Regions from separate parts of the Homo sapiens genome. Here regions 1, 3 and 4 are each linked to region 2. The links are chromatin loops, found by intact Hi-C in ENCODE. Cell type or tissue: heart left ventricle. All regions are shown on one strand. Each heading gives the region's core, and the rest is flanking DNA. Links, peaks and the distances in the headings are about the cores only.

What was found. Hi-C counts contacts between places; a loop is a spot of excess contacts. Peaks named below come from ENCODE experiments on the same cell type or tissue, not always from the same donor. Only the 100,000 strongest peaks of a DNase experiment are listed, where the experiment ranks them.
Region 1: it touches region 2 in a loop (1.9-fold over the local background); 2 of 110 quality-filtered maps call a loop at or near these places.
Region 3: it touches region 2 in a loop (13-fold over the local background); 77 of 110 quality-filtered maps call a loop at or near these places.
Region 4: a loop joins it to region 2, with 4 times the contacts of the local background. A loop is called at or near these places in 73 of 110 quality-filtered maps.

What each region holds. Positions count from the first base shown.
Region 1 is chr17:35,040,833-35,048,178 of GRCh38, reverse strand. The region is part of intron 1 of RFFL (ring finger and FYVE like domain containing E3 ubiquitin protein ligase); the gene reads left to right. All of the region lies in intron 5 of RAD51L3-RFFL (RAD51L3-RFFL readthrough), which reads left to right. Among named protein-coding and RNA genes, the nearest start is that of RFFL, 19 kb to the left of the region's middle. RefSeq lists enhancers at 1,126-1,255, 1,396-1,495, 1,556-1,605. In heart left ventricle, for the core only: no CTCF peak of the experiment used is centred there; no DNase peak of the experiment used is centred there.
Region 2 is chr17:34,994,957-35,002,302 of GRCh38, reverse strand. LIG3 (DNA ligase 3) reads right to left here. Exons shown (of 20, transcript NM_013975.4): 10 at 6,108-6,239; 11 at 5,650-5,729; 12 at 4,478-4,565; 13 at 4,007-4,084; 14 at 3,576-3,699; 15 at 2,854-2,996; 16 at 2,447-2,521; 17 at 900-1,046; 18 at 199-394. Among named protein-coding and RNA genes, the nearest start is that of LIG3, 18 kb to the right of the region's middle. In heart left ventricle, for the core only: a CTCF peak has its summit at 3,928 (motif pointing left); a DNase peak (open chromatin) is centred at 3,922; H3K27ac peaks cover 1,144 bases.
Region 3 is chr17:35,086,343-35,093,688 of GRCh38, reverse strand. All of the region lies in intron 5 of RAD51L3-RFFL (RAD51L3-RFFL readthrough), which reads left to right. It overlaps RAD51D (RAD51 paralog D), which reads left to right. Exons shown (of 10, transcript NM_002878.4): 10 at 1-1,468. It also overlaps a transcript of RFFL not described here. Among named protein-coding and RNA genes, the nearest start is that of RFFL, 26 kb to the right of the region's middle. RefSeq lists enhancers at 3,770-4,421, 5,138-5,267, 5,398-5,447, 5,458-5,537 and a silencer at 4,118-4,747. In heart left ventricle, for the core only: a CTCF peak has its summit at 4,204 (motif pointing right); DNase peaks (open chromatin) are centred at 3,568, 4,298 and 5,158; H3K4me3 peaks cover 2,422 bases; H3K27ac peaks cover 1,488 bases.
Region 4 is chr17:35,116,083-35,123,428 of GRCh38, reverse strand. RAD51D (RAD51 paralog D) reads left to right here and starts at 3,569. Exons shown (of 10, transcript NM_002878.4): 1 at 3,569-3,897; 2 at 4,257-4,318; 3 at 4,810-4,928. The coding sequence starts at 3,816. It overlaps RAD51L3-RFFL (RAD51L3-RFFL readthrough), which reads left to right and starts at 1,907. Exons shown (of 7, transcript NR_037714.1): 1 at 1,907-2,138. It overlaps FNDC8 (fibronectin type III domain containing 8), which reads right to left and starts at 1,814. Exons shown (of 4, transcript NM_017559.4): 1 at 1,527-1,814. The coding sequence starts at 1,735. RefSeq lists an enhancer at 3,237-3,296 and a silencer at 3,507-3,706. In heart left ventricle, for the core only: CTCF peaks have their summits at 3,300 and 3,517 (motif pointing right); a DNase peak (open chromatin) is centred at 3,608; H3K4me3 peaks cover 1,912 bases; H3K27ac peaks cover 947 bases.

The sequences.
Region 1 (7,346 bases), core at 1,198-5,197, 47 kb before region 2:
CGCCCACCTCGGCCTCCCAAAGTTCTGGGATTACAGGCATGAGCCACCGTGCCCGGCCCCTAAATTTTTAAAAAGCAGATAGATAGAGGAATAGAACTGATAAACGTCTTTTTAAAGAACCTTAATGGGCTGAGTGCAGTGGTTCACGCCTATAATCCCAGCACTGTGGAAGGCCAAGGTGAATGGATTGCTTGAGGTCAGGAGTTCGAGACCAGCCTGGCCAACGTGGTGAAACCCCGTCTCTACTAAAAATACAAAAATTAGCCGGGCATGGTGGTGGGCACCTGTAATCCCAGCTACTTGGGAGGCTGAGGTATGAGAATCGCTTGAGCCTGGGAGGCAGAGGCTGCAGTGAGCCAAGATCACGCCACTGCATTCCAGCCTGGGTGACAGAGGGAGACTCTGTATTTAAAAAAAAAAAAAAAAAGCTGGGCATGGTGGCTTGCGCTTGTAGTCCCAGCTAATCAGAAGGCTGAGGTTGGAGGATCACTTGAGCCCAGGAGGCAGAAGTTGCAGTGAGTGAGACCATGCCACTGCACTCCAGTCTGGGCAACAGAGGGAGACCCTGTCTGAAAACTAAGTAAAATAAAAAAGTTAAGAACCTTAATGGGCCTTTCTGTGTTAAAACAACAACAACAACAACAAAAACAACCTTAACAAAGTACTTTCTTTAAATTATTTACAGCCAATTTCTGTTGAACATCCATTATTTGCTGGGCTCTGGGTTAAATGCTTTGACATGCGTTATTTTAATCCTTTCAATTATCTTTTCAATGTAGCAGGTTTTAATTAAAGGAGTTAAATAACACCAGAATTCATTCTATACCATGGTACATTTGGCTGCAGTAATTTTCGTGCAGTCCACTTTGGAAAGGTAAATTGCATAATTTTGAGCCTAGATAGAATTCCTGTCTGGAAATGCCTTCTTTTCCCGGTGCATTGGAGTGCCAGAAACCCCTTCACCTAGTCCCTGCCTTCATTTAAAAAAAAATCCTGGTTACCCATTAGTCAGTCATTGTGATAATATCTTGTGAAAGCAGCTTCTTCAGTAGAAGGTCCAGAAGAGCTTATCTGGTAAATCCTCTTTCCTGCACCAGAGTAGTAGGGGGATCAGAGTCTCTTTATTCTTGATGAGCTTTGTCATCAGTTTCGATGGAAGAAGGATCCTGCTGTAATTAAACTGCAGGTCCATTTATTCTGTTTTCAGCGTTGTTAGAAGACTTTACTCTGAATTGCTTTGTTTCCTGATTGACTCACCCTTTGGGGCAGAATGCCTGGGTTGAAATGAAAGCGTAGGTTTCTCTGCTGCGGTGTTCAATCTGTCATCTCTCCTAAACTCCACACTAAGAAGCAGCCATTTAATTGGTCAGACCCCAGGGGTGATATTTTGGCACAGCTCCATTGGTTAGAATTACTTTTCCCTGAACTTCATAGCAGATGCTGAGGTCCCTCTGCAGATATTTGTCATAGAATAGTTGAAACCAGGGAGTTTCTGAGAACATTTATAACTTGTGATTATTATGTATGTCTTTCAGTTGTTAACAGTTACCGCTTAAGAAAAAGAGCTCACTTATTGCTAGTGGGAAGTGAAATCTCTCTCCTTTCCCCCTTATTCATATTATTATTTTAACAGTTTATGCTCCAAGACCCTCTGCTCTCTGGTTCCTGTATCATTTTGTTATGTTTCTCCTTCCACCTTGCTTGGGCTGTGCAAGTCGGGAAGAACAGGCAAAGGTACACCCAGACCTGGGTGTGTCTGGTAGAGGTCGGTTTCTTTGATTTCTAGCATGTCTTTATTTTACATCTGCATTTGTTGTTTTCATGTTTATTTGTATTTGCAGTTCCCATTGCAGCACCATTCCAATCCAAAACAACAGTGAAGGCATTGAAGCCTTCTGTGTCTTTTTAGGAAGAGATGGAAGTGACCGTCTTGTTCCTCTTCCAGGCTCTCCTTTTCTGGTTTTGTCCTTCTGTAATAACAATTTAAACCATTTTTCTTTTCTTTTGTTTTTCAAGTAATCTTAGCAGACAAAGAAATTCTCTTCAGTCTTTCGTTCAAGGTATTGCTGTGGTTATGTGTGTTTAAAATCCTTAATTTACTGATCATCCCGGAATCATAATTGTGCAGTTTCTGTCCTTTTTTTTTTTTTTTTTGAGACAGAGTCTCACTCTGTCAGCCAGGGTGGAGTGCAGTGTGCAATCTTGGCTCACCGCAACCTCCGCCTCCCAGGTTCAAGCGATACTCCTGCCTCAGCCTCCCGAGTAGCTGGGACTATGGGCATATACACCACCACGCCCAGCTAATTTTTTTATTTGTAGTACAGATGGGGTTTTGCCATGTTGGCCAGGCTGGTCTCAAACTCCTGACCTCAGGTGATCCGCCGGCTTCAGCCTCCCAAAGTGCTGCGATTACAGGCGTGAGCCACTGTGCCTCGCCAATTGTGCAATTTTAAGCATGAATTTCTGTCCTTTTTTTTTAAAAAGCGCTCTATTGCTGTTATCATTAGTTAATAATTCAACAAATATGTGTTGATTACCTGGCATTAAGGCTGAGAATAAAGCTGTGAAATAGACCTACTCTTGTTTCCTGTTTCACTTTCCACACCCTAAATATGGAAGAAAAATACTTTAAAAAGAATTATATAGGCCGGGCATGGTGGCTCATGCCTGTAATCCTAGAACTTTGGGAGGCTGAGGCGGGCAAATCACTTGAGGTCAGGAGTTCAAGACCAGCCTGGCCAACATAGTAAAACCCCATCTCTACTAAAAATACAAAAAATTAGCCAGGCATGGTGGCACGTGCCTGTAATCCCAGCTACTCAGGAGGCTGAAGCATGAGAATTGCTTGAACCTGGGAGGTGGAGGTTGCAGTGATCTGAGATCATGCTACTGCACTCTAGCCTGGACGACAGAGTGAGACTCTGTCTCAAAAAAAGAAAAAAAAAAGAATTATACAAACTGTTAGCCAGTTGATTAGATACAGTACTGCTAGAATGCTCTTTCCCCCAGAATGTAATCATTATGAGATTCAAGGACCTTGCCTGTTGTTGTTCCTCTTACGTTCTCCAGAGGTACAGGAGATTCATGCTAAATAGTCTGATAAATCAATTATGGTTATAAGGAAGTGTATAAGATTCTATGAGGCCAGGCATGGTGGCTCACACCTGTAATTCCAATCCTTTGGGAAGTTGAGGTGGGAGGATCACTTGAGCCTGGGAGATCGAGGCTGCAGTGAGCTGTGATCGCACCACTGTACTCCAGCCTGGGTGACAGAGTGAGACCCTGTCTCAAAAAAAAAAAAATGTTATGAGAGCACAGACAGGATCAGGAAAGGTTTCCCTGAGGAAATAAATGATATGTAAGGGAGGTGAGGTGGCAACAGTGCTCCAGGCTGAGAGAATAGCTGAATAGCTTGAGGGAGGGAGATTCCTAAAGCCAAAATAACCTTGGTGTTTGAAGAACTGAAAGAATAGGATAGAGTAAGGAGTAAGGCCCTGAGCACTAAGGATTTGCTTTCATTATTATTTACTAGTTACCCAGTGACAACACTTACTTTATTTTTTTTGAGATGGAGTCTCGCTCTGTCTCCCAGGCTGGACTGCAGTGGTGCAGTGTCGAGTCACTGCAACCTCCACCTCCCAGATAAGCGATTCTCCTGCCTCAGCCTCCGTGCAGCTGGGATTACAGGCACCTGTCACCATGCCTGGCTAATTTTTGTATTTTTAGTAGAGACAAGGTTTCACTGGGATTACAGGCGTGAGCCTGCCGCGCCTGGCTGACAACACTTATTAAAAGGAGGGTAGACCAGGTGCGCTGGCTCATTGCCTGTAATCCCAGCACTTTGGGAGGCCCAGGTAGGATTGCTTGAGGCTAGGAGTTCAAAGACCAGTCTGGGTAACATAGACCCTGTCTCTACAAAAAAAATAAAAATAAAAAATTAGCTGGGCAAGGTGGTGGGTATTTGCAGTTCTAGCTACTCAGGATGCTGAGGTGGGACGATCGCTCAAGGCTACAGTTTGCTATGATGGTGCCAATGCACTCCAGGCTGGGTGACAGAGACTTGTCTCAATAAATGAATCAATGAAATAGAGCATTAGTTGCAGTTGAGACAATTAAGTCAGAAAAATCTCAACTGGAGCAAAAGTAAGAAGAGAAACTGAAATACACCTTAAATATCAGTTAAAGGCTTTATCTTTAGAAGGTTGGGGGTCTGTATCACTGGTACCCTGAACTTGTAGAAACTAGAAATGCAGATGACTTATGGGATGTATAAATTAAAGTTCTGTAGTCCCAGGAATGGTTTTTCTATGTATTATACTTTTTACAAGGTGCTTAAGGTACTTTTTATTGAATCCTACAAAAATCAGACCATTTTAATTCTGATTTTTGTAGGATTATTGTGTTAAATAAGACAACAGATGCAAACATAACAACTAACTTGGCACATTTTAGGTGTTTTGTAATGTTTTTACTTTGTAATCTTCTGAGAAAGGACTTCAGGAACCCCAAGTTCTGAATAACTCCCCCAATTTTCCCCGTGTCTGCCATCTGAAATAATAGCACAGAAGATTATGTCATGTCTAAAGTTTTGATCCTTTACATTAAAGTATAACTTGGGGACTGGAGGAGAGAAGAGGCTCTAGTCCTTGTGTCTTTGATGTTACTGACATCTCTGTGTGAAAGGAGGCTCTGGAAGCTGGTTTGGAGAGAGGCAAACATTTAATCCTCATGAGCCCATGCCTTATTATAATGACGGCTATTTACTGAATGTCTAACACTGCCCTCTGCTCTTGATGTAAGATTGAAAAGTCCAGTGAAGTTATGATCCCCCTTTATACTGAGCACCACCTCTATGTCCAGCCTGTGAGGTGTAGGGAATGTATTCCTGTTACTCTGAAGCTCCTAGTGGCAGCTTACTCAAGCTCATTCATTTATTCAGTGTTAGAGCCAGGATTTAAGGTCAGGTCTGACTGATTTTAAAGCCAAAGTAAAACATACTTGGGAACAGCTTTTTTTCCCCCCACCTTTCTCTCCAACTGTTCTGTCTTCTTAAACTTTAGACCTAAAATAAAATTCTTACCTAGGAAATATGCATTTATCTGTTACCCATATCCAAAGGACTGCCTTGGAGGATAGAAAATGTCTATTAGTATTAAAAGCTTTGGAAATGTTTTCCTCCCCTGAGTTCTGGCCTGTGAAATATTCCTTGTTTATGTCCAGCCCATGCACCACTTCAGCAGGGCTCTTTATCCTAATTCAGGCCTTGGATTCTAAAGTTCTACCATATACATGTCTTCTCTATGACTTAGGTATTCTGAATTCTTTTTTCTTTTCTTTTTTTTTTTTTTTTTTTTTGAGATGGAGTCTCATTCTGTCGCCAGGCTGGAGTGCAGTGATGTGATCTCAGCTCACTGCAACCTCTGCCTCCTGGGTTCAAGCAATTATCCTGCCTTAGCCTCCTGAGTAGCTGGGACTACAGGTGCATGCCACTACGCCCAGCTAATTTTTTGTATTTTTAGCAGAGATGGGGTTTCACCATGTTGGCTGGGCTGGTCTCGAACTCCTGGGCGCTCAGGTGATCCGCCTGCCTTGGCCTCCCAAAGTGCTGGGATTACAGGTGTGAGCCACTGCGCCCGGCCACCGAATTATTTATTCTAAAATAAATATCTCAGAAATAGTATCACAGAGAACATGCTTCATTGTCCCACCCCCAGCATATGAGACCAGTTAGTAGTATGGTTTACTCAGCAGGCTGCTTACTTACAAATGCAACAGTTGTCCTATTTTATGCTCATTGTGTTGTCACCAGCATTTTAAATCTTTACAAGTCAGGGTGGGTACCTCAGGCAGGTTTGCTGGAAAATTCCAGTAAACAGTTTCAAAGGAGTTCAAGTTGCTTGCCAGACTAACTTACTTTTAAAAGTAAGCAGCCTTCCAAGTTAAGAGATGATTTTAAATTTCAGGTGAGTTCTCAGGACATTGTGATTTTTTAATTATGCTGTTGGTATAAATCAGCTGTGTCAGGGCCTGTCCCACCAAGAGCGTTGGGTGGTAAGAAACCCAAGCTTTGGGTGACCAGAGAGAGGAGAGAGACCTTGGGCTTTCCAGCCAGTAATGCCTATGAAACATGTAGGTCATTGGCATTTTATTTTATTTATTTTTTTGAGATGGAGTCTCGCTCTGTGGCCCAGGCTGGAGTGCAGTGGTGTGATCTTGGCTCACTGCAACCTCTGCCTCCCGGGTTCAAGCGATACTTCTCCCTTAGCCTCCTGAGTAGCTGGGACTACAGGCATGTGCCACCACACCACTAATTTTTGTGTTTTTAGTAGAGACGGGGTTTCACCATGTTGTCTAGGCTGGTCTTGAACTCCTGACCTCAACTGATCCGCCTGCCTTGGCCTCCCAGAGTGCTGGGATTGTAGGAGTGAGCCACCATGCCCAGCCATCATTTTAGAATTATAATTTTTAGCTGGATGCGGTAAAAAAAATCCTTTCTCAGCCTTCAGGTCTCATCTCAAGTATCACCGACATGAGGAGTCCTCCCCCATTTACACACACCAGCTCGGTGTGAAGAACCGAAAGGTCACACTACCTTTCGGTTCTTCACACACCAGCCCACTATGGCTTGAAGTTAACGAGTGAGAAAAGTAGCACGGCATGAATTGGAGAAGTGGTCAGGGTCTTTAACCATGTAAGAAGTGATTATTTTTATTCTAAAATGCAATAGGAGTCCATTAAAGAACTTTTTTTTGAAGAGTTTTTAAACATTTTTATGTACAAAGAGTTAACATGATTTCTTTCATTGGGTGGATGCCTTGGATAATCCATCCAAGGAAGATCACTTCTAGGAACAAGCAACATTAAAGAGCTTTAAGTGTGTGTGTTGAGGGGAGGAGGGCAGTGGGTGATGCCTTGTGGAGAAATAGGTGGATAGAGGCAAGAATTAAAGCTAGGAAACCCGTTAGGAGGCTGTTCTTTTACCCAAGAAGCCATTCTAGACTCTGGAAATTCGGTAGAGCACAAAGTCCCTGCCCTCATGGGGTTTCTATTCTAGTTAGGGAAAGCAGTTAATAAATAAGCAAATAATATCAGCTAATACCAAATGTTATGGTGAAATTAGAAAATGACATTAAAAGGCTGGTCGTGGTAGCTCACACCTGTAATCCCAGAGCTTTGGGAGCCTGACGCAGGAGGATCCTTAGAGCCCAGGAGTTCGAGATTACAGTGAGCTATGATCAAGCCACTGCACTCCAGCTTGGAGAGAGACCCTATCTCTCTCTCCCTCACACACACACACACACACACACACACACCAAAAAAAAAAAAAAAAAAAAAAAGACATTAAA
Region 2 (7,346 bases), core at 2,149-6,148:
TGAGCAGATACAGGGTGCCCAGCAGAAGGGTCTCTGGCCCATGGCTGGACACACACCAGGAATGTAGTCTGTGTCCACTGCAGTGGACACAGATAATCATGAGATCTCAGGGCTGGAATGTGAGACTGGGTCCCTGCCCTTGGATCTCTGCCCCTCACACCGCCCTCTTCACCATACCAGCCCCCTCCCTATCCTTACCATCTTTGCTGTTGGAGTTACTCAGCTTCCCTTCTGCTTTCTTGGTACTGGCTGAGGGCTTGCTGGGGGCCTTGCGGGACACAGCAGACCCTGAGGGACCCTTATTCTCTTCACTGCTACCCCCTGTAGTGGAGCTCCCCTCATCTCCAGCCACTACAGTGAAGTCTGCCTTCTCCTTGGACAACTGGTACAGTTCCTGAGGCGGGGAGGGACAATGTCAGAGGGTTTCATTGCCTTCCCAGTCTGGCCTCAGAGGTGGTGTGTGTGGTGTATTTTAGGCGCATATGGGAACAAAGATGTGAGAAAGATAAAGAGCAAGGAAAAGGAGTTGGCTCCCTTGGCACCATTCCAAAGTATGGCCCTATAGCCTGAGTAATCAGGGTACAAATCATTGTTCTCTGTACAGCAAAGCAGGCTTTGCTGGGGCAACAGGAGCAAACTCTTATTCCCCAGACTAAAGGCTGCTCAGTGGGGCCTTGCAAATGCAAGGTTCTCTACTCAGAGATGGAGGGAGAAGGAGGTCTAGTGCTGTGCCCCTGGCCCAGCAGCAGTTTGTCTCCCTCTCTAATTGCCCTCCTTGCTCTGCCTCAGGAGAATGGGGGAAAGGAGAAGACAGAGGACATGTGAATGGTCTAGATGCCCAAGGCTCCAAGGCCTGGACAGTGGGGTGGAGAATACATATACAGCCTAAGAGCTGCTACCTTGAGTTGGGGAAGGTTAGTGGCAGATTTCCAGTCCTTATCATCTCGGATTCGGGTGCAGCGAGGGAATCGGATGGAGATCCCGTCAGCTGTATGAGCCTCCGATTTGGAGAATTCAGCCCCTGTGATCTCCCACACGGCAGCTTTCTGTCAGGAGTAAGCCAGCAGGTCATCACTGGTTAAGAAGATAGTATCAGTGGCCGGGCGTGGTGGCTCAAGCCTGTAATCCCAGCACTTAGGAAGGCTGAGGTGGGCAGATTACTTGAGGTCAGGAGTTTGAGACCAGCCTGGCCAACATGACGCAACCCCGTCTCTACAAAAAATAACAAAAATTAGCCAGGCACGGTGGTGCACGCCTGTAGTCCCAGCTACTCAGAAGGCTGAGGTATGAGAATCGCTTGAACCCAGGAGGCAGAGGTTGCAGTGAGCTGAGATCATGCCACTGCTCTCCAGAACGAGACTGTCTCAAAAAAAGGGAGAAGCAAGTATTGGCCAGGCGCGGTGGCTTGCATCTGTAATCCCAGCACTTTGGGAGGCCAAGGCAGGTGGATCACCTGAGGTCAGGAGTTTGAGACCAGCCTGGCCAACATGGTAAAACCCTATCTCTACTAAAAATGCAAAAATTAGCTGGGGGTGGTGGCACCCCTGTAATCCCAGCTACTTGGGAGACTGAGGTGAGAGAACTGCTTGAACCCAGGAGGCGGAGGCTGCAGTGAGATGAGATCATGCCACTGCACTCCAGCCTGGACAACAGAGTGAGACCCTGTCTCAAAAAAAAAAAAAAAAAAAAAAAAAGTATCTCCCAACCAGCTAGAAGCAATACAGAACAATTAAAACCAAAAAGGCGGCTGGGTGCAGTGGCTCACGCCTGTAATCCCAGCACCCTGGGAGACTGAGGCGGGCAGGTCACCTGAGGTCAAGAGTTCAAGACCAGCCTGACCAACATGGAGAAACCACATCTCTACTAAAAATACAAAATTAGCTGGCCACGGTGGCACATGCCTGTAATCCCAGCTACCTGGGAGGCTGAAGCAGGAGAATCACTTGAACCCGGGAGGCGGAGGTTGTGGTGAGCTGAGATCCCGCTATTGCACTCCAGCCTGGGCAACAAGAGTGAAACTCCGTCTCAAAAACAAAACAAAACAAAAACCAAAAAAGCTTTGGCTAACAGCTGGGAAACTTGGGTCCTAGTTCTGCTGCTGCTGTTGCTGAATAACCTTAGGGAAGTCCTGTTTGTTCTCTAGATCTCTTTCTTGGTCGGTACAAGAAGGGATTGGGCCAGATTACTTCTAGAACACACCCTTTGTGCTGAGGGGATAGGTACTCTCTTCTTCTCTCTCTTTTTTTAAAGCAATTGTATTGCAGAAAGAATTCTATTCAAAATTCCTCAGAGTTGTCTGGTTGTCCCTGTGCCTATCACTCAGCTGGAAATCCAGACCCCTATCCCTGGGTGGACTTTCAGCGAGGTGAGATGGATTCTCTATGGCACTAGAGAACCTGCAAGCTAATTCTATGAGCTGGAGGCCCCCAAGCCACTGGGTTGATACCTTTGGGTCTGGGACGATGAAGTCAGGATAGTAGATCTTGTTGACCTTCAACCAGCTGGGTATTTTGCTGGGGTCCTAGAGGAGAAAAGATGCTACTTTGGGCTGTTCCCAACCTGGAACAAGGCTTAAATCCCTTCTCTTGGTAATGAGATTATAAGAAGCCACTTAAACAGCTGATGTTTGAGCCATGTGATCCTCCCAGCCCAGAGTGGGTATGACCTAGAGGCATGCAAGCCATTTTCCACAAGAAGGCATTCAGAGATTATAAGGCCTAATCCTGCTCCCCTGAGCAAGCTGCAACCCTTCTTTCTGGGGAGACAGAAATACCTGTAGTCCCCAAAGCACAGCCTCTGTCTCAGTGATGGCGGCCAGTCCAGAGGCCATGGCCAACCAGGTCCCTTCCTCACCTTGCTGATCTTCACCATGTCTAGTTCATTCTGCAGGCGGGCAAGCGTGGCATCATCATGGCCTCCTGCACACTTGGTGACTGTGCACCACTTCTGGCTGCCAGGGTCGTAGCAGCCCATGAGGAAGATTGACATCATGCCGCCTGGGAGGGGAGTGTGAGATGAGTGTGGGTTGGAGGAGCCATCTCTGCCAGTCCCAAGAGCCCAGGGCCAGGGAGAGGACCTTGGGTCCTGGCCGTCAGAGTGCCAGAGTTTACCTCTTGGAGCTACCTCTTACTAACTGTGTAATTTTAACCTTTATAAGCCCCAATTTCCTCTTCTGTAAATGAGGGATAATCACACCCAACCTGTTGGGCTCTGGGGCATTGAACTGTGTTGGACACATGATAGATTGCTTAAAAGTATTAGTTCCTCAGACTCCAGCTTCCTTTCCAGTCAGGAAAGAGATTTTGCCTGAGGAGAAAGCTGTCAGGCCCTGACGAAATAATTGGTGGTAAGCGTCCTTCTGCTAGGCTAGCATAGGGTACTCTATTCTGACTTCTCCCTAACCGAGTAAGCAGCTCTGCCTGAGGTGACTCAGGCCAGCTTGGGGCCCTAGATCCTAGGACTTCGGAAGTCATAACTGGCCATGCTGGCAGATCAAGCCAGTAACAAGGCCAGCCTGTACCTCAAGCGGTACCTTCTAAAACAGTACCACCCCAGGGGGCAGAGGCCACCCTGACCTTTGCTCCCTTGCCCATAGAAGGCTCCAAGGACCACCAGGTCAGCTGTGTCGGCCATGGCCCCCTCGTTCAAATAGTCTTTCTTCACTTTCAGCCAGTGCCGCTTCCCAGGCTCATATGTACCCTGAAGGGAAGCAAAAGAGAGACCACAGAATAGAAAGGCAACTCCATGAGGATGGGTTCACCCCTTCACTGCTACACACCAGATCTAGCCCAGTGCCCCTCCCTCAGGGTAAGAGCCCTCAGGCTCCAGGCACTATAGGAGACACACAAAGCAGTCCTCCAGATCCAGGACACATCTGCCCACACTTCCCCAGCAGCCACCCCAACCACTGCAGGCTGCCACCGCCATCTCCTGGTCAGGGCTGGAAAGGCTCAGGGGAGAGGGCTGCGAGTGAGTCGACAGGAGAAGCCAAGCGAGGCCACTTTACCTTCACATCCTTCAGCACCAGCCCCTCCAATCCCTCCTGGATCACCCGGGTTATCATGTCAGCCAAGTCCAAAGCTTTCTGAGGGACAAGAGAGATGCTGAAGTTGGTGTGAGAGTGGAGAAGGTGGTGAGTGAGTGGGGGTTGTTCCTTTTCACACACTAGTTAAGTGTCCACTGGAAACACCCTTACTTGAAATATAAGGGACAAAGGGTTAGAAAGCAGGTTGCTTCTCATCCCAAACAGAGGGCTGCTGTGGCTTTGAAACACAGGAGGCTTACCTAGGAAGGATTTCCATGCCCTACCCTTCTGGGTGAAGACTAGCAGGCAACATATGCAATAGTCAAAGGCCAACATTATCAGGAGGCTCCATAAGACATTAAGATTTATTCTTCCAGTCGCAGTTGACCCAAGGAGTTCTCTGCCCTGCTTTCAAACTTCTAGGACACTGCCTAGCATAGGGTCTTCACTTACTGTGACTCGCTTCATTTCTGAGAACATGATCCGGTTTGGAATTTCAACCATGTTGTCATGAAGAAACTTCCGCCGCTCACACAGAGGTCTGAGGAGAACAGGAGAGCTGAGGTTAGGCCGGGATCCTCCCTCCCTTATTAGGAATTCTGAGGAAGGAAGGGCCACAATGATAAAACTGCTACTTCAAGAAAGGGTTTGCCATGGATCAAAGACCTCATGTGTAACAGTTCTGCTGTCAAGGGCTACAAGGGCTCCATCGTGACCGAAGATGGAAAATTGTGAGCTGTGGCATAGAGCCAGTTCATAGTTGTAGTTCCTAGTTCTACTTCATCAAGCGAGCCAAGGGAGAACTGGCCTGTAGCCCAGATTGTATAAATTCTGGTCCCACTTGAAATACGACTCCAACTCTCATTTTTTATCCCCTGCACCCTGCTTTGCCCCGATCCCAAGGCCAACCCCGGGGTAGGCAGGCTGAGACAGGCCTTGGGACCCAAACCCCAAATCCTACCCCCACCAATTCCTTCCCTCTCTACTTCCTTCTCCTTCCCCAATCAAGGATGTGGCTGTTGCAGGAGGAACAGGGGTAGAGATACATTTCTAAGTGAGGAAAGGGCTGATACTGGTTTCTCAGGCACAAGCATATGGATGCAGCTAAGTCAAGACTGCTAATTCTCTCCAAGATGGTCCCACCCATGGCCTCCCCTATAATCCGGAGCTTCCTGTTGTCAGTCTCTTCTGAAATCAAAACCTCTGAGCTGAAAACCATCTGCCTTATGCCCCCAGGGGTGCCACTGGAGCCCCTAGGGGTGCCATTGGAGAAATAAACTGAAACCCCATATGCTCACAGTCTATTTCTCTGCAATAGTCCATTTTGCTTTAGTAGAGAAACTTCTTTGGGGGTTTGGGTTTCTTCTGTGACTTAAGCTCTCAGAGAAGAGATGGAGTCAACACATGGGCTCTTTCTTACACTGAATGGGGAACTGATCATGTAGCAATTGTGCTTCCTCTCAGCTCCCTCTTGCCATTGCCTTTGGCAAGCTCCTGAGCACAAACGTATGTGCCAGCTGGTTCCCTGTACCCTCCTTTCCAACCTGAAGCCCCCATCTTCCTCACCCAGGAAATGAAAACAGATTCCTGGCAGTTTCTGGGTTTAAAGATGCTAGCCAACTCACCTGTCCATCAAGCTGACATCATTAAAGTAGATACAATCAAAAACAAACAGGCAGACATTAGCATCCTGGAAGGCTGCTTTCTGTAAGGGAAAATGAGGTAGTAGGTACACATAGGACAAAAGTCAGTGTGAAAAAATAAGGAGTACCAGTCCACTTCTGGAGGCCCCCTGAGGCACCGGATGAAAAAGTACTATTTCTGCTCTGAAGCCCCTGGGCCATAAGGGCACTGAGCAGATAGTGCTAAATGGAAACCAACCCAGTTATAAACTGGTTCCCAATACCAGCCCCTTTTTAGGAGAAAAACAAAAGACAAAAATCCAAACCAGAAACAGGTCAGAAGCGAAGAATAAGGGCCACACTAAGGGATATTTCCTCCCTTTTCAGACCGCAGCGTGCACCCACATGTACATACTCACTCACACTCATTCATTCTTGCACATATGGCCCTGAGCTAGTACCTTGTGTACTCCCAGAGTCCCAAAGGGCAGTGGTTTGCCTGTCTTGTTGTCAATCAGAAGCACTTCAGAATCCAAGATCATGCTGTGGCCCCCAGGAAAAGCCTGGGGAATGTAGTCCTTAAAGTGGGCCACCTGAAAGCAGAAGGGGAGCTTTGGTGAGGGATGACATGGCAGCAGGGACCTCAAACCATGCCATGGAGGGCAAAGCCCGGGCCCAGACAGGATATAGAACAACATGTGGAAGGCCCAGCTAATGTGCAAAACATATAGCTAGGCCTTGCGAGCCACCTGGACAAGAGGGAGAGGCCATCTGTTTCAGTACTTCTGTCCGGGCCCAGGAAGAGGTCAACCCATGCTGGGTCACTTTCTATGGGCTGTAGAGAAGGTACAATTTTTGAGGAAAATGGAAGAAACAGATTAAACCTGTCGGGGGAGGAGGAGGAGGGTAGGTGGGCAGAGATTAGTGCCTACTGCAGAAGATGTGTGACTATCAGGCTGGGGACTGGATTAGGGGAGAACAGACTACTTGAAACCAGAAAGGTAGAAATGAACTCCCTCAGGTGCAGCAAGGAAACTTGAGCAGTGTCTTCTCTGAGTGGGAGCCCTGAACCCACAGCCATCACTACCCAGGATGCTTAGAGCAGGAACAGGAAAGGCCAGCACATCCATGCCATTCCCCTTCAATCCCTAACCTAGCCCTTTAAGAACCCAAATCACAGGAGAGGCAAAGGATGAGTGAATACTGGGTAAGGGAAAATTAAGGAAAGGACTAAATCTGGAAAAGTGTGCTCAGACTTCTTCCTGGGTCACAGATGGTGTCTATTTAACACCAACCTCACCAGAAACAGCTCCTGAGTGATTTGCAGTGCTTCACAGAACACGTGAACCTGCATTAAAGCTCCACAATGAGGCCACTGCTTAGCCTTCCTCTTGAACATATGAAACAAATGGCCTGACTGCTTTGTTCCCAATGCTCCAGCAGGAAGGCAAGGCTGAGGTAAGCACAGGCCACACAACATGTTCCCCTGAACCCCCTGAGGCTCTGAAAAACTGAGTCTGAGTTAGGAAAGAAAAGGATAGCAAAGATAGGAATTCCATCTGCTCACAAGCTACCGGAGCCAGATGTTCCAGCTGCTTTTCCCTGAAGACACTCCCAAAGGCTCACAGTATCCTTGGGAGTGGAGAAGGGCTAAGGAATAAGGTTCCAAATGCCACCCCTGATTAGAACAGGAATCTAGG
Region 3 (7,346 bases), core at 2,092-6,091, 91 kb before region 2:
ACTTTAGTGGACTATTTACAATATTTTACTGAGTTAGATGCCTTAGGTTCCACGTAGCTGCTCTTTATGAAAGACCTCACTGGGTTACCCTTCAGTCTTGGAGGAGTCTGGGTATTGGCCATGACATTTGCCATGAATGATGGAGTTCTCTCTGCCAGGTCCTCATGCCCTGGAGCTGTACGGCTGCACTTCAGCTGCTGCACATTTGACTTTTTGAGTAGCCCTTGAATCTCTGCTCTTCCTTGGCCTCTCTATAGTTTTTGGTATAATAGCCTCAGCTTAAGTTTGAGTTTTGTAGGAAAACAATGGGCCTGTGCTGACAAAGATACAAAGTCAAGGAACAGGATTTTTTATATCTCAACTAACTTGGTCCTAGCTTTGACATTTACTTGCCATATAACAATGGATGAATAACAGTCTCTTTAAGCCTTAGTTTCATCCACCGTGAAATGGGAAAAATAATATCTGTTTCATAGAGTTGTTTTAGGATCATGTAACTTATGTAAAACACTGAATAGTTTTCCAGGCATGATATAGGCACTCAATCTCATATTATGAATAAGCTTATGATGCATGGGGGATACTGATGACAGCTTTCTTCTGTCCAGGCAGGCCCAGCTACATGGTGGTATGACCAGTGCAGTCACACAGCCCCATGCTTAGCAGGGCTCTGCACTTAGTTTAATGCTCTGCTGTTGCCATCTTGAAGTTCTTAATTTTTAAACAAGCATCCCATATTTTGCACTGTTTCTTGCAAACAGTGTAGCCAGTTCTGTCTCCAGGAATGGATCCAGCACTAGTACTGGCCCTTCTCTTTGGGAAACATCCTTCCATTGATTTCTTAGGGAGTAAATCCCTTGAAGAGTAACCTCCCATAGAAAAATTAGGGTTAGCACCCTGTGTATGTTTATCTCTAACTGTTCCATTCTCAGTAACCTACACATCCTCTCTCATTAAAAAAACAAAACAAAACAAAAAACACTTTATATTTTACAGAAGCTATTAGATCCAGAGAGGTTGGTAGGGGTGCTGGTGAAATGGAATGGTGATTTGGGATTTTGGAATCAGGAAAAAGATCTAAGTTCAAAACCCTGCTAGTCCCTTTCTGGCCGAGTTACTTGGACAAGGTAATGTCTCTGTCCTACTGGTAAAGTGTATGTTGCAGGGGAATTACATTCTTTGTTGGTAAAATATATGCCTCAGGGGAATTAAACAGATAATTTATGTAAAGTGCCTTTCACAGAGAGTCTGGCACATAGTAGGTGGTCGGTCACTATTAATTCTTCCAGCTCTTGCCAGAAATAACTAAAATCAGGGCACTAGGACTTCCAAGCCGTGCTGCTACTAATAAAAGAAATAATATGATTTATTTTTTCACAACTGTTTGGGGAAAGGCCTGTGCTTCATAAATATGCGTTGGAAAGTACTTAGCAAATGAGTAGAAATAATAAAAATATGTCCAAGTAAACAGCTCCTATAAATATGTCACTTGGTAGACAAATTAGTGTTTTATCACTACTAAATACTATTGCTCGCTGAAAAGGATTTCGGATTGCTTGCACAATGGGTACATTATTGAATGCCTCTGTGGAAGGGCATGATAAAGATGAAAAATAGTGACGGTGGTAATGCCTAAGGTGGAGAAAGGAGGAGCGTGGATAAACGCAGCTCGGAGGCCTCTGTGCTGCAGTGATATGCACATTATTTAGCAGCATTCCAATGATTTGCTTGTAATATGGACCAGAGGGCCCAGAAAAAAATGATTTCCACAGGATGTCATGAATCCAAACTTCAATTATTGGATCCAATCAGTGGATTAAGTGCACCCCCTTTCAGAACTGAACCTTCAGGTTGTAAACTAAGTTTATGAAAGGACATCCCCAGGTCTCACCCCACCCTTGTTCTGGACCTATTAACTTTTTTTCTGTTTGTTTGTTTTTTGTTTTGAGATGGAGCCTTGCTCTGTCACCCAGGCTGGAGTGCAGTGGCACGATCTCGGTTCACTGCAACCTCCACCTCCCGAGTTCAAGTGATTCCCCTGCCTCAGCCTCCCGAGTAGCTGGGATTATAGGCGTACGCCACCACGCCTCGCTAATTTTTGTTATTTTTATTAGAGATGGGGTTTCACTACATTGGCCAGGCTGGTCTCAAACTCCTGACCTCAAGTGATCAGGTCTCCCAAAGTGCTGGGATTACAGGCATGAGCCACCGCGCCTGGCCTGGACCTATTAACTTTCTATAACTATGATTTCTATCAAGAGAAAGAGTGATGTGGTGGAAAAGGCTGTGCCTTCATCACAGCTAGGAATCTATTTCAGAATTGAGAGGATGGACAAGGTCCTGGCATATCTAGGGAAAAGGAATTAGAGGGAAAGGAGGAGACCATAAATGCCTTTGGAGGGTAGGGCTGGAAATGAAGACTTAGAGAGAAGCAAACCAGACAGAATTGCATCAGGGAAAGTTACAAAAATAGCCAGGAAGGAAAATGAAGGGTACATTTAATTCGGATGTGGGAGGCCTTTAGCAGGTCAGTCTTTCCGTGCATTCCAGGTGATTGAAAAAATCAGTTTTAAATTCCAGCTTTTTGGGGCGCAGTGGCTCGTCCTGGTAATCCCAGCACTTTGGGAGGCCGAGGCGGCAGATCGCTTGAGGTTAGGAGTTTGAGACCAGCCTGGCCAACATGGTGAAACTCTGTCTCTACCAAAAACAGGCAAACAAATAAACAAATTAGCCAAGCGTGGTAGCGGGTGACTGTAGACCCAGCTATAGGGTGGGAAGATCCTTTGAACCTGGGAGGCGGAGGTTGCAGTGAGCGGAGATCACGCCACTGCATTCCAGCCTGGGTGACAGTGAGACTCTGTCTCAAAAAAATAAATAAATTGCAGCTCCGTGTATTCAAGACACTGCTGGTTGAAAGAAAAAAAAGCAATACATTCCAGCTCCACCTTTTTCTAACCATGTAGTTTTGGGTAAATTACTTAATATGTAGATCCTCATTGATAACATGGGAATAATAGTACTCAGTTTGCTGGGTTGTGAGGATTGAAAATAATACTTGTAAAGTGACAGAGTCTGATATGTATACGTGATCTTATTGTTATTATTTCTGAGGCGTCGTCTCGCCCTTGTTGCCCAGGCTGGAGTGCAATGGCGCGACCTTGGCTCACTGCAACCTCTGTCTTCCGAGTAGCTGGGATTACCGGCACCCGCCACCATTCCTGGCTAATTTTTTGTATTTTTAGTAGACATGGGGTTTCACCATGTTGGCCAGGCTGGTCTCGAACTCCTGACGTCAGGTGATCCACCCACCTCAGCCTCCCAAAGTGCTGGGATTACAGGCATGAGCCACCACGCCTGGCTCATGATCTTATTTTCCTTACGATATTCCTTGTTTGAAAATACAAATTGTTCAGAAAAACTAGGAGTTCTCAATAGAACCTAAAGCCTAAGAAAATTGTGTCACTAGACACCATTTAAAAGAAGGATTAGAACTTAATATTATGTTCATGACTAGGCATCGTAGCCCACGCTGGCTAACCATCCCCTGGGCCGCCCTGCTGCTTGGCGGTTTACTAACCACAGCTACATGCATGCGCTCACTAAATCCTCACGCCAACCTGCGTTTCTGGGATGAGAAAACCAGAGTTCGTAAAGGTTAGGTACCTTGCTGAAAGGTGCATGGGTGAAAGGCAGGGATGGATCCTCGCTGAGTCATTCTCATTCTACCACAGCCTTCCTCAGCAGCTTCCTGACTTTCCTGAGGGGAAGTAGCTAGTCCTAGCGGTTTAGACTGGGCAGTGCTAGAGTGAGTGGGACAAGCATGGGTTTTTAGGTCCCACAGACCCGGCTTCTAATACCTCCCAGTTGTGGGACGCTGAATAAGCTCGTAACCCCTAGTGGGGCTGGGTTTCTGCAATCATGAAGCGGGGGAAACCATCGCCTGCTCATCGCACCGAGGAGAGAGTCAATGAGACATGAAAGTCAGGCACCTTTCAAAGTTTTATGACATGCGTTCAGAGGTGTTGAGGGACTCGCTCAAGGTCACCAAGCCGGGTCTTGACCCAGCTGAAACTTGGACCTGGACCCTTGGGCGCCTCCCGCAGAGTTGTGTGACCAAGGTAACCAGCAGCGGCCGACCCCACGACTTTGGGGAAACGACGCCTCCTACGGCCCCACGGCTCAGGCCAGCCCGGCCCCGCCGTCGGGAGCCTCAGCTCCGCCAGGGGGCGCGAGCGGAGGCCGCGCTCGAGGCCGCCGGGCGCCTCGCTCTTCTCTATGGTGGCTCGGGCGCGGCGGGAGCGGAGGCGCGATCCCGAGAGGGGGCGGGGCCGAGTCAGGGGCGGGGCCGCGCGGAGGGCGGGAGCGGCCGGGCCGGGCCGGGCCGGCTGGGGATGGGTGGGAGGGGGGGCCGACTTCCTGGGGCCGCCCGTGAGGATGTCGCGACCGCCCCCGGGTGCCCCTCAGCCCCAGAGACGCCGCCGCGGCGGAGTCCGCAGCCTCCCTGCCTGAGGCGTCCGCGGCCGGGATCCGGCCCCTCCCCTCGCCTCCTCTCCTAGGTGCCGGCCGGGAGGGCGGCCGCAGCAGGTGAGGAGGCGGCGGCGGCGGCGCTGGGGGCCGCTGGGCGCCCGGCCTGGGGAAGGACGGGAAGGGGGACGGTCGGGTGCCGTCAGGCTGTGGTCTGGGGGCCCTTCCTCTGTGTGGGGCGCGGCCTGGGACTCTCCCTGCCCTACAGGGGTGGGGGGAAGCCCTTGGCTGGCTGGAAGTCCCCGCCTTCAGGGCAGCCCACACCTGTCCTTTGAAAAGTCCCCTCAAAGAAAGCGTTTCACCTGTGGGGGCAGTAACAGGAGACGTGCGTCCTCGATTATCCCCAAGCGCCCTGCAGACCGGCAGGTCTAGTTGGCTTGTGGGGAAAAGATACCTCTTTGTACGTCAGAAGAAACTGAGGCAGGTCCGCGGCGGCCTGCTTACCCCTTTAAAGGAACCAGCCCGTCCCTATCTCCGTCTTAGAGGAGGCGGCTGGAGGAGGGAGGTTTGGAGTTTGGAGGTTTGATGGAGAAGTTTGGGAATGCGGTTCTCCCCGCAGGGTCCACTGTTCCCTCGCTTGGGAGTTGTCCTCTGTTCGCGATGTGTGTGAGGTCGCCACTGTGCGGCAGCGGTCAAGACCGAGAGGGAAATGGGGCCTCTCTTCAGCCGGCTGCCCAGGAGACAGTTGACCAGACATGGGGAAGTCTGGCGAACCAGGGGAGCCAGAGCCTCCGCTGGCACGTCTGCTCAGAGCTTGAGTTCAGGCTGGCAGAAGAGATAAACAACAGCATATCATTTTCTCCTTTTTGTTGGTCTGTCATTTGTTCTAGGGGGGAAGAAGACTGCTTGTGTAATCAAGAGTGTACCGTGCACCCCCCAGTCTACCATAAGGAAGGATAATTGTTAGCTTGGAAATAGGGTTTTACCCACAACTGTCTCTTTGCTCCCTGGTTAAAGGCCAGAGTGACGTGATGAGCAAACATCCCGGGGTGCATGTGGCCTTCTAAGAAAGCAGTGAGTTCCTTATGTATCCCTTTGATTATTGGTTTGGAGGACAGAGAGACTTCCTGTTAACCACTGTCGCTGCAACTGTTTGGGGTGCCTTATTCTCCCCGTGACAGTTCAATTTACTGAAATGTGGGCCGGGCTGCCCGTTTATTATACCATTCTTCTAGGAATGGGAGTAGGCAGGGGACAAGGTACTGGGCTGAATTTGTGTACAGAGTTCTAGGGCTGCAGCCTAGCCGTGGCAGCTCCTTTCTGTTCAGGGGATTTCAGGTTTGACAACTTCTTTATCCTTTTCTCTGATTACATTCTCTTTCACATTCAAGGAAGTAGATGATGGCAAAGGTTTCCGAACTTTTATTGTATATTTCCTAATTCTGAATTTTAGAGTACAATTCAGAAGTTACAGTTTATTTAGAGGTATTCTTAAGTTTGAAAATATTTGGGTATATTTTCATAACAATTGCAGATTGATGTGGCAGGGCTAATATCTTGATTGTGATTGAAGAAAATGTTCATGTAATCTAGGACGCACTCATTTTAATGCCCGTCTAATTACAAAGACCAGCCTGTTAAAAACTTTCATATTGATCAGGTAGACAGTTGTGATTTCTTGTTTACATTGGGATCAAGGGTTGTAAATATTTAAATCGACCAGTTTAACCAGCCTCCAAAATAACATGCACAAAAAAAGAAAGCTCTTCTCAGAAACCTTAAAAATCAATTTCTTTCAAACCTTCTCTCATGACCAAGCCAGTTGACATAACTCTGCTTGGTACCATCTAATAGGAACACCTTTTTTTTTTTTGGAGACAGAGTCTCACTCTGTCACTCAGACTGGCGTGCAGTGGCGTAATCATGGCTCACTGCAGCCTTGACCTCCTAGGCTTAGGTGACTCTCCCTTCTCAGCCTCCTGAGTAGCTGGGACCTCAGGCATGTGCAACCACACCCAGCTAGTTTTTGTATTTTCTGTAGAGATGAGGTTTTGCCATGTTGTTCGTCATGAACTGGGCTCAAGCAATCCTCCTGCCTTGGCTTCCCCAAGTTCTGAGATTACAGATGTGAGCCACCGCGCCAGGCCGGAACACCTCTTAAGGGTTGTGGAAAAGGCGTTTTTAGTGACCAGCATTTAAGAAGACAAAACAAACAGCAACAATAACAAAAAAGGGCACAATTTCTTTTCTAATTACATGTGCATTGTTATTTAAATACAGTCACACCCATCTCTATGAGCGTCATGCCTAAGACTTTCTGAGAACACCTCTGTAAACCTAAGAAGTTGTTAGGGGGACTAATTCCACCTTGATTTTTTATTCTTGTCATAGAACCTTTAATACTGCCATGGTTTTAATGATAGAGGCTTTTATACCAAACTTGTACTAGTCATAGTGTTTATGTTTTTGGAGGAAAGATTTAACCTCTATACCTTAGAATCTCATAACTTGTTAATACAATAACAGAATTAAGGTATTAGAGTTTAATGAGAACGCATAGTTTAAATTACTATTGGTGAAGTCTCAAGTGAGGAGCTGCTTCATTGTTGTTTGGTAATGGTTACTGGTTTAATGATGATTACTGGTTATTTTTGTTTCACTTCTGGTTATTGGTAATGGTTATTTGGTGTTTGTGTAAGAAAGATTTTGGCAATTGTAAAGATAGTCTTTTTTTTTTTTTTTAATTGAGATGGGGGTCTCACTCTTGTCAACCATGCTGGAGTGCCATGGAATGATTTCAGCTCGATGCAACCTTGCCTCCTGGGCTCACGCAATCCTCGCCTCCCAAGTACCTGGGACCACAGATGTGCGTCACTACGCCC
Region 4 (7,346 bases), core at 1,887-5,886, 120 kb before region 2:
CATAAATCTCTAAGTGGCAGAACTTGGATCTGAGTTTGGGCTTCTAGTCCAAGATTCCCAGTATACCATGAAGTTTCCTACGAGCATCCATCACTTTAGCCATACCTGCTTGCTTACGGGCACTTTGGGGAATGGACACCACATCCCTCTCACATACTCAAGACCAGCTATGTAGTCTGTGGAGCCCAGTGCAAATTGAAGTACCCTGAGCCCCTTATTCAAAAATTCTGAATTTGAAGATAGTAACAGAAAAGCATTAAACTAAGCACAGGCCCCTTGTAAGTGCAGGGCTATTTGTGACTGCACAGGTCATTCACCCATGTGGTGGGTGACCTGCAAGTAATTCCCTCAGCCCACATCACCCTGTACCACCACCCCTTCACTGGCTAACTCCTTTCCTTCCTTGGAGACTCAGCTCAAATATCACTTCCTCCAAGAAGCCTCCTTCAACTGCACCCAGTCTCAAGCTATACTAAGCCCCTCTGGTCCCTCAAGGCATCCTGTCCTGGCACTTACCAGACCATGCTATATCATTCTGGTTATTGCATGATCCCCATCCTTTCACCCCTGACCTCCACATGCCAGACTGGGAGCTCCTTAAAGGCAGGGACTGTGCTTTCCAGCTCTGCGTTCCCAGAACTTAAACACTGGGACAGACACCTTGCAGGTGCTCAAAGAGTTTTGTGGAATGAAGTAGAGGAAAACCAGACTTGGTGAGGAGGAACAGCAAAACCCAGTCCGAAGGAAGGCAGGCTACTGGGGAGCAGTCAGGTAGATGAAGGTACCAAAGAGAGAGGGTTGAGGAAGAGGAGCCATGGGTGTGTCAGGGATTTGGTGATGGTGAGGACCACAGCCAGTCAAGGCAGGATAAGGAGCACTGTCAACAAACTGACTAATCCAAGAAGGCCTCCTGGAGTGGGAGCTCCATATGCCTCCAAGAAGTGATTTGGGGCTCAGGAATACATAAATAGATCCAACCTGCCCACACGCTCTTCTCTGGGAGTCAAGGAACTGGGTTGTGACAAGTCAGGGAAGTATAGATTCTTTGTCTCTCTGCCCAGCCCTCGGCTCCAGCCTTTCTTAGAAACTATAGGCATGGTGGCTCAAGCCTATAATCCCAACACTGTGGGAGGCTGAGGCGGGAGGATCGCTTGAGCCCGGAAGTTCAAGACCAGCCTGGGCAACACGGTGAAACCCCGTTTCTACCAAAAAAAAAAATTTATATATATATATATATATATATATATATATATATATATATATATATATATGAAAATTAGCCAGGTGTGGTGGTGGCGCGTCAATAGTCCCAGCTACTTGGGAGGTGGAGGTGGGAAGATCACTTGAGCTCAAGAATTCAAGGCTGCAGTGAGCCGAGATTGCACCACTGCACTCCAGCCTGGGTGACAAAGCAAGATCCTGTCAAAAAAAAAAAAAAAAAGGAAGGAAGGAAGGAAGGGAGGAAGGAAGGGAGGAAGGAAGGGAGGGAGGGAGGGAGGGAGGGAGGGACCAGATTTGTGACTTACAGTAGGTTGATGGTATCATCCTCCAAGAAGTTGACCAAATTGCCCTTTGAGGCTAGTGGGAGTCCTTTGGTAGTGACGGTCCGGTTCATAGACTTGGGGTTTGAAAAGGGTTTTGGCAGTTGGTCAAGGGCATTCATCATGTTGAAGTTTTCTTTCTTCAGTACAGCCTCCTCCCCATCTCCCACTTGATGGAGTGCCTCTGATGCCATCTGATTTGTTCGGGATGACACCCGTCACCATGCAGGACAACCCAGCTGACCAGAAGCAGAGAGAAACTGTGGGGGCAGTGGCCCACCTTTAGTTTGGACAGTCTGCAGGTGCAATGAGCTGACTTCATAATCATCACAGAGTGTAACAATTACAGGCCAGCCTCCCCCCTTGATTTGAGGCTACTGCTGCCAGGCTAGCTATGTGGCTGGCCAGACCAAGGGCCAGTGTGACTGTGAAGCAGCATCATGAGAGGGGTAAAACCAAGGAACAGACTGCATGAGCCCTTGGGCCCCTTCCAGCTCTAATACTCCATGGTGATGGCAGCCCTGCCCTTCTCTGAAGATCTCAAAATGCCTGACACCTGTGTCCTTCCGCACTGCCCTGGGAAGGAGAATAAGGATGGTGAGAGATGGGCGTGGGATGTAGAGGATGGTGGTGTGGCCCTGAGAGATAGGCAGTATTGGAAAGTGTCTGCTGGGGAGGGAAACTTTGTCCGTAGAAGCTAAGGCTCTCTATCCTGAAACCATAGGCTGCAGACTCCACTGTGCCCAGTCGGTTAGTGAAAGGGAAAGCCCACATGGTTCATAGGGGTTCATGGCTCACATATGATCAGACTTCACTGCTAGAATTCTAAATGTGCCACACCCACACTCCCAAGTACTTTCCTGTGTGGAGTGACAATGGTGGCAGTTGCAGTGGGATACAGAGATGGGCCACACATGATCTCTGCTCTCAGAGAAACCACCTTACAGTAGGAAAACATGTACACAGCTTCAGGGGTGGGGAGGGGGGCTGTTAGAAAGCACTGGCTTTGCAGAGTCAGATGTGGATGTGAAGTCCAGCCCTGTGCCGCCTAGCTGGGTGACCTTTGGCAAGTGATTTAACCTCACTGAACCTCAGTTTCTTCATTGGTGAAACAGGGATAAAAAATAGCGCCTCCCTCACAGATTTGTGATGAGATAACCATGTAAAGTTTTATTTCTTCCTATGGATGAGGCAAAGCAAAGGACATTTAAAAATACCAAATCATATCTTTTTGTGTGTGTTCTATATAACCAAGGTTTCTTGCCCTTAAAAAAAATAAAAAATAAAATAAAAAATAGAGGCCGGGCACGGTGGCTCACACCTGTAATCCCCGCACTTCGGGAGACCAAGGCAGGAGGATTGTTTGAGCCCAGTAGTTCGAGACCTGTGTGGGCAACATGGTGTAACCCCATTTTGTAGAGGCGAAACCTCTACAAAAAATACAAAAATTAGCTGGGCAAGGTGGCACGTGACTGTAGTCCCAGCTACTCAGGAGGCTGAGGCAGGAGGATCGCTTGAACCCAGGAGGTCGAGGCTGCAAAGCTGAGATCTCACCAGGGCACTCCAGCCTGGGCGGCCGATCGAGACCCTGTCTCAACCAAAACAAAACAAACTTTTGAAAAATAGACGCAGGTGCCCTCTGGATGCTTTGCTGCTTCTTGACACCTGTCGTATAATCTGTAATGATGTGATTTCTGCGATTCCTTTTCATTGTCTGTCTTTCCCTTGCTCACAGTAAGCTCCCTGGGGGTAAGGGCGGGTCGTCTTGTGTCGCATTTTGTCTCCAGCGGAGATCCGTTCCGTTTGGAACGGAAGCTGGCGCACAGAAGGCTCTTTAGAAGGTCGGTGTGTGTGTTGCGGCAGAAGGTAGAGGCCGAATGTGGCCGCGGGTGGCGTGTTGAGCGCGGAGGGGGTCGTGGGACTCGGGAACCTGTGCAGGCGGTGGAGAGGGGCGCAGCGGCTCTGCCCCGTGCGGCCCGCAGATGGCGCTGCAGGCCAGGTCCTCGCCGCGCGCCAGCCTGGAACCCGGAAGCGGCAGCGCGGCGCGACCCGGCGGGCGGGCTCTGGGCGCGGGAATCCCGGCGGATCCCGGGCGGGCGGATGACCCCCAGCCCTACCCTTGGTGCCGCCTCCTCCTCTCTCCTTTCTCCTCCGGCAGCCAGCGCGCCTGTGTCCTCTCTAGGAAGGGGTAGGGGAGGGGCGTCTGGAGAGGACCCCCCGCGAATGCCCACGTGACGTGCAGTCCCCCTGGGGCTGTTCCGGCCTGCGGGGAACATGGGCGTGCTCAGGGTCGGACTGTGCCCTGGCCTTACCGAGGAGATGATCCAGCTTCTCAGGAGCCACAGGATCAAGACAGGTGACCGGGTGTGCGCGTGCCAGGGAGCCGCGCGGGCCTCGCACAACCTGGGCAGGCCCCGAGGGCTGGCGCACTGCCCTGGCATACCTGCAGGGCGCTTCCCCTCCATTCCTAGAGGGCCGCGCTTCTGGAGAGGCTCAGGAAGGGTGGGCGTGGGGAGCCAAGCTCTAAAACAGGGTAGAGATTCCTACTGTGTGCAGGGCACCGCGCCGGCTCCTGCAGCTTTGTTATTTCACACTGGCCTCCTGAGACGGCCTGCCGGGGGGTAGAATTGACACCCCATTTGACAGATGAGGAAAAACCAAGTGTGGGAGGCCCCAGTCCTCTCTGCCAATCCGCTATACGTGTTTTGTTTTCAGTGGTGGACCTGGTTTCTGCAGACCTGGAAGAGGTAGCTCAGAAATGTGGCTTGTCTTACAAGGTGAGCTCCTGATCTCCACATTCCAAACCTGAGTGTCTTTTTAAAAAGTCCATCCCAAGCCAGCTGGGCGCGGTGGCTCATGCCTGTAATCCCAGCACTTTGGGAGGCCGAGGCGGGTGGGTCACTTGGAGTCAGAAGTCAGGAGTTCGAGACCATCCAGGCCAACATGGTGAAACCCTGTCCCTACTAAAAATACAAAAATTAGCTGGGTGTGGTGGCCCACGCCTACAATCCCAGCTACTCGGGAGGCTGAGGAAGGAGAATCATTTGAGCCCGGGAGGCAGAGGTTGCAGTGAGCCGAGATCGTGCTACTGCACTCCAATCTGGGCGACAGAGTGAGACCCTGTCTGAAACAACAACAATAACAAAAGTCCATCCCAAGCCAAAGGGAGCAGAGGGTTCTCAGATATTGAGAAGTAGGGTGAATGACACCCTGGGATGCCAGCTTCTACGGGCAATTTGTTGCTGAGCAGTCTGGGGCCCTTTGGCAGGCCCTGGTTGCCCTGAGGCGGGTGCTGCTGGCTCAGTTCTCGGCTTTCCCCGTGAATGGCGCTGATCTCTACGAGGAACTGAAGACCTCCACTGCCATCCTGTCCACTGGCATTGGCAGGTTTGTGTGTGTACTTGGGGAAGAAGGAGAGAGGCAGGAGGATGGGGCCTCCTCTCAGCTCTGCTTTTGATGCTTGAGTCTAGACGGGAGGGGTTTTTTTTTTAACCAATAATGGATGGGAAGGAAAGGGGTCAGGACATCTGAATTCTTATCCTATAACAGGGTTATGGGGTATCTCAGCCTTGGCACTATTGATATTTAGGGACAGGTAATTATTTGTTGGGGGGTGGAGGCTGTCCTGTGCAGTGTAGGATGTTTAGCAGCATCTCTGGCCTCTGCCCACTAGATGCCAGTAGCACCAGCCCTGCTCCAGTTGTAACCATCAAAAATGTCTCCTGACATGGCTAAATGTCCCCTGGGAGGCACAATTGCCTCTGGTTGAGAAGCATTGTCCTATAACACAAGCTGTCAGTATCTCATTATTTTCACCATCTTCTCTGGCCCTACTTCTTATTTTACTTAAGGATATGGCAAGAGAGAACATTTACTGAGTGCCTACTATGTGCAGGCATTACCTGTATGTTCTAGGTAATCTCTTCAGTGACTCTACCAGTTAGAGATAATTAACCCTACTTGAGTTTAGCCTAAGAGGAGCAAGTGGCAAAGGTGAGGCTCAAGCGCGGGAGTATGTGGCCCAGAACTTATTCACCACATCTGCAGCAGTAGAGAACAGGAGAGTTCAGAGAAAGAAGGAGTTGCGGTCCAGATGCAGTGCTCATACCTGTAATCCCAGCACTTTGGGAGGCTGAGGCGGCAGATCACTGGAGGCCGGGAGTTTGAGACCTGCCTGGCCTGCTTGCCCGCCCAAAATGATGAAACCCCGTCTCTACTAAACATACAAAAATTAGTCGGGCGTGGTGGCGGGCGCCTGTAGTCCCAGCTACTTGGGAGGCTGCAGCAGGAGAATTGCTTGAATGTGGGAGGTGGAGGTTGCAGTAGGCCAAGATCGCACCACTGCACTCCAGCCTTGGTGGCAGAGCGAGACTCTCTCAAAAAAAAGGAGCAGTTATGTCCCGCCACGTTGTTTGGTGGGTTGGGGAAGAGTTGCAAAGACGACAGACGTTTGCTGGCCAAGTGAGTCTTGACCTTTTTCCTGGTCTGTTTGTTCAGAAATTGATGAATAACTGCCACCATAAAGGTCTTTGGATTGGTGTGGCCCTTTCTGTTTCCTTAACACATTCTCTTGGCAGGGTTCATGCAGTGTGGTGCTTGCTTTCCCTGGTTGGGGGTCTGAGTCTGTGATCCATCAAGCACTGGCTAAGGGCCTGCTGGGTGCTTGGTATGTGCAGATGATACATACACGAATGAGGCAAGGCCCCTGCCCTTAAGGCCTCTAGTTGGGTGTAGGGGAAAATCAAGTGAATACAAGAGAGCTGTAAGCACCGAGGGAGGCAACGGTAAGGAGGGAGTGGTGAACAGGAAGCCGATTGGCCTTGGGCTTAGGGAGTTTATAAATCCAACAGACATGGAGGGCGCACTCAAGTGGGAACCTGGGAGGACTGCAGCTGCCTCAGGTCCCCGCAGGGAGATCGTGGAGTGGGGTCAGGAATGCTCTGAAGAAGGCAGGACTTGGGCATGGAGGAACAGATGGACTTTCGCTGAATGCTTTCGATGAACGAGGCACTGCGGTCAGCACTTCACGGTACATTATTTCATTTATTCGTCACAACCACCAATGAGCATGTTACTGTTTAAATCATCATTCTAGGCCGGGCGCAGTGGCTCACGCCTGTGATCACAGCACTTTGGGAGGCTGAGGTGGGCGGATCATGAGGTCAGGAAATCGAGACTGTCCTGGCTAACACGGTAAAACCCCGTCTCTACTAAAAGTACAAAATATTAGCTGGGCGTGGTGGCGGGCGCCTGTAGTCCCAGCTACTCGGAAGGCTGAGGCAGGAGAATAGCATGAACCCGGGAAGCGGAGCTTGCAGTGAGCGGAGATCGCACCACTGCACTCCAGCCTGGGCAACAGGGCAAGACTCCATCTCAAAAAAATAAAATAAAATAAAATAAAATAAAAATAAATCATCATTCTATAGGTGAAGAAATTGGGACTCAGGTTAAATGACTTGTTCAAGATTGTGCAGTTAGCAAACGGCAGACCAGTTATTTGAGTTCATGCTTGTCACACTCCTAAGTCTAAGAACGCGGCTCTTAACTCATCTGCCCGGCTGTCTCCCTGGAGGCGGGAGGCCATTGTGAAAGCAGGGTTATAGACAGTGGGGTAGAGGTGTGCAGGGTGGAAGGGTGGCAGAGGCCAAGCAGGGCCCTGGCAGTGCTGGCCTGGGGTATGTGAGTCCAGTCTAGAACAGTGGGAGACATGTTGAAGAGGAACTGTGACAAGACCTACTACCAGGAGGAATGTATTGTGAAGAATCAAAGCTGACTCACCAGGTTTCTAGCCTTTCTTTCTTTCTT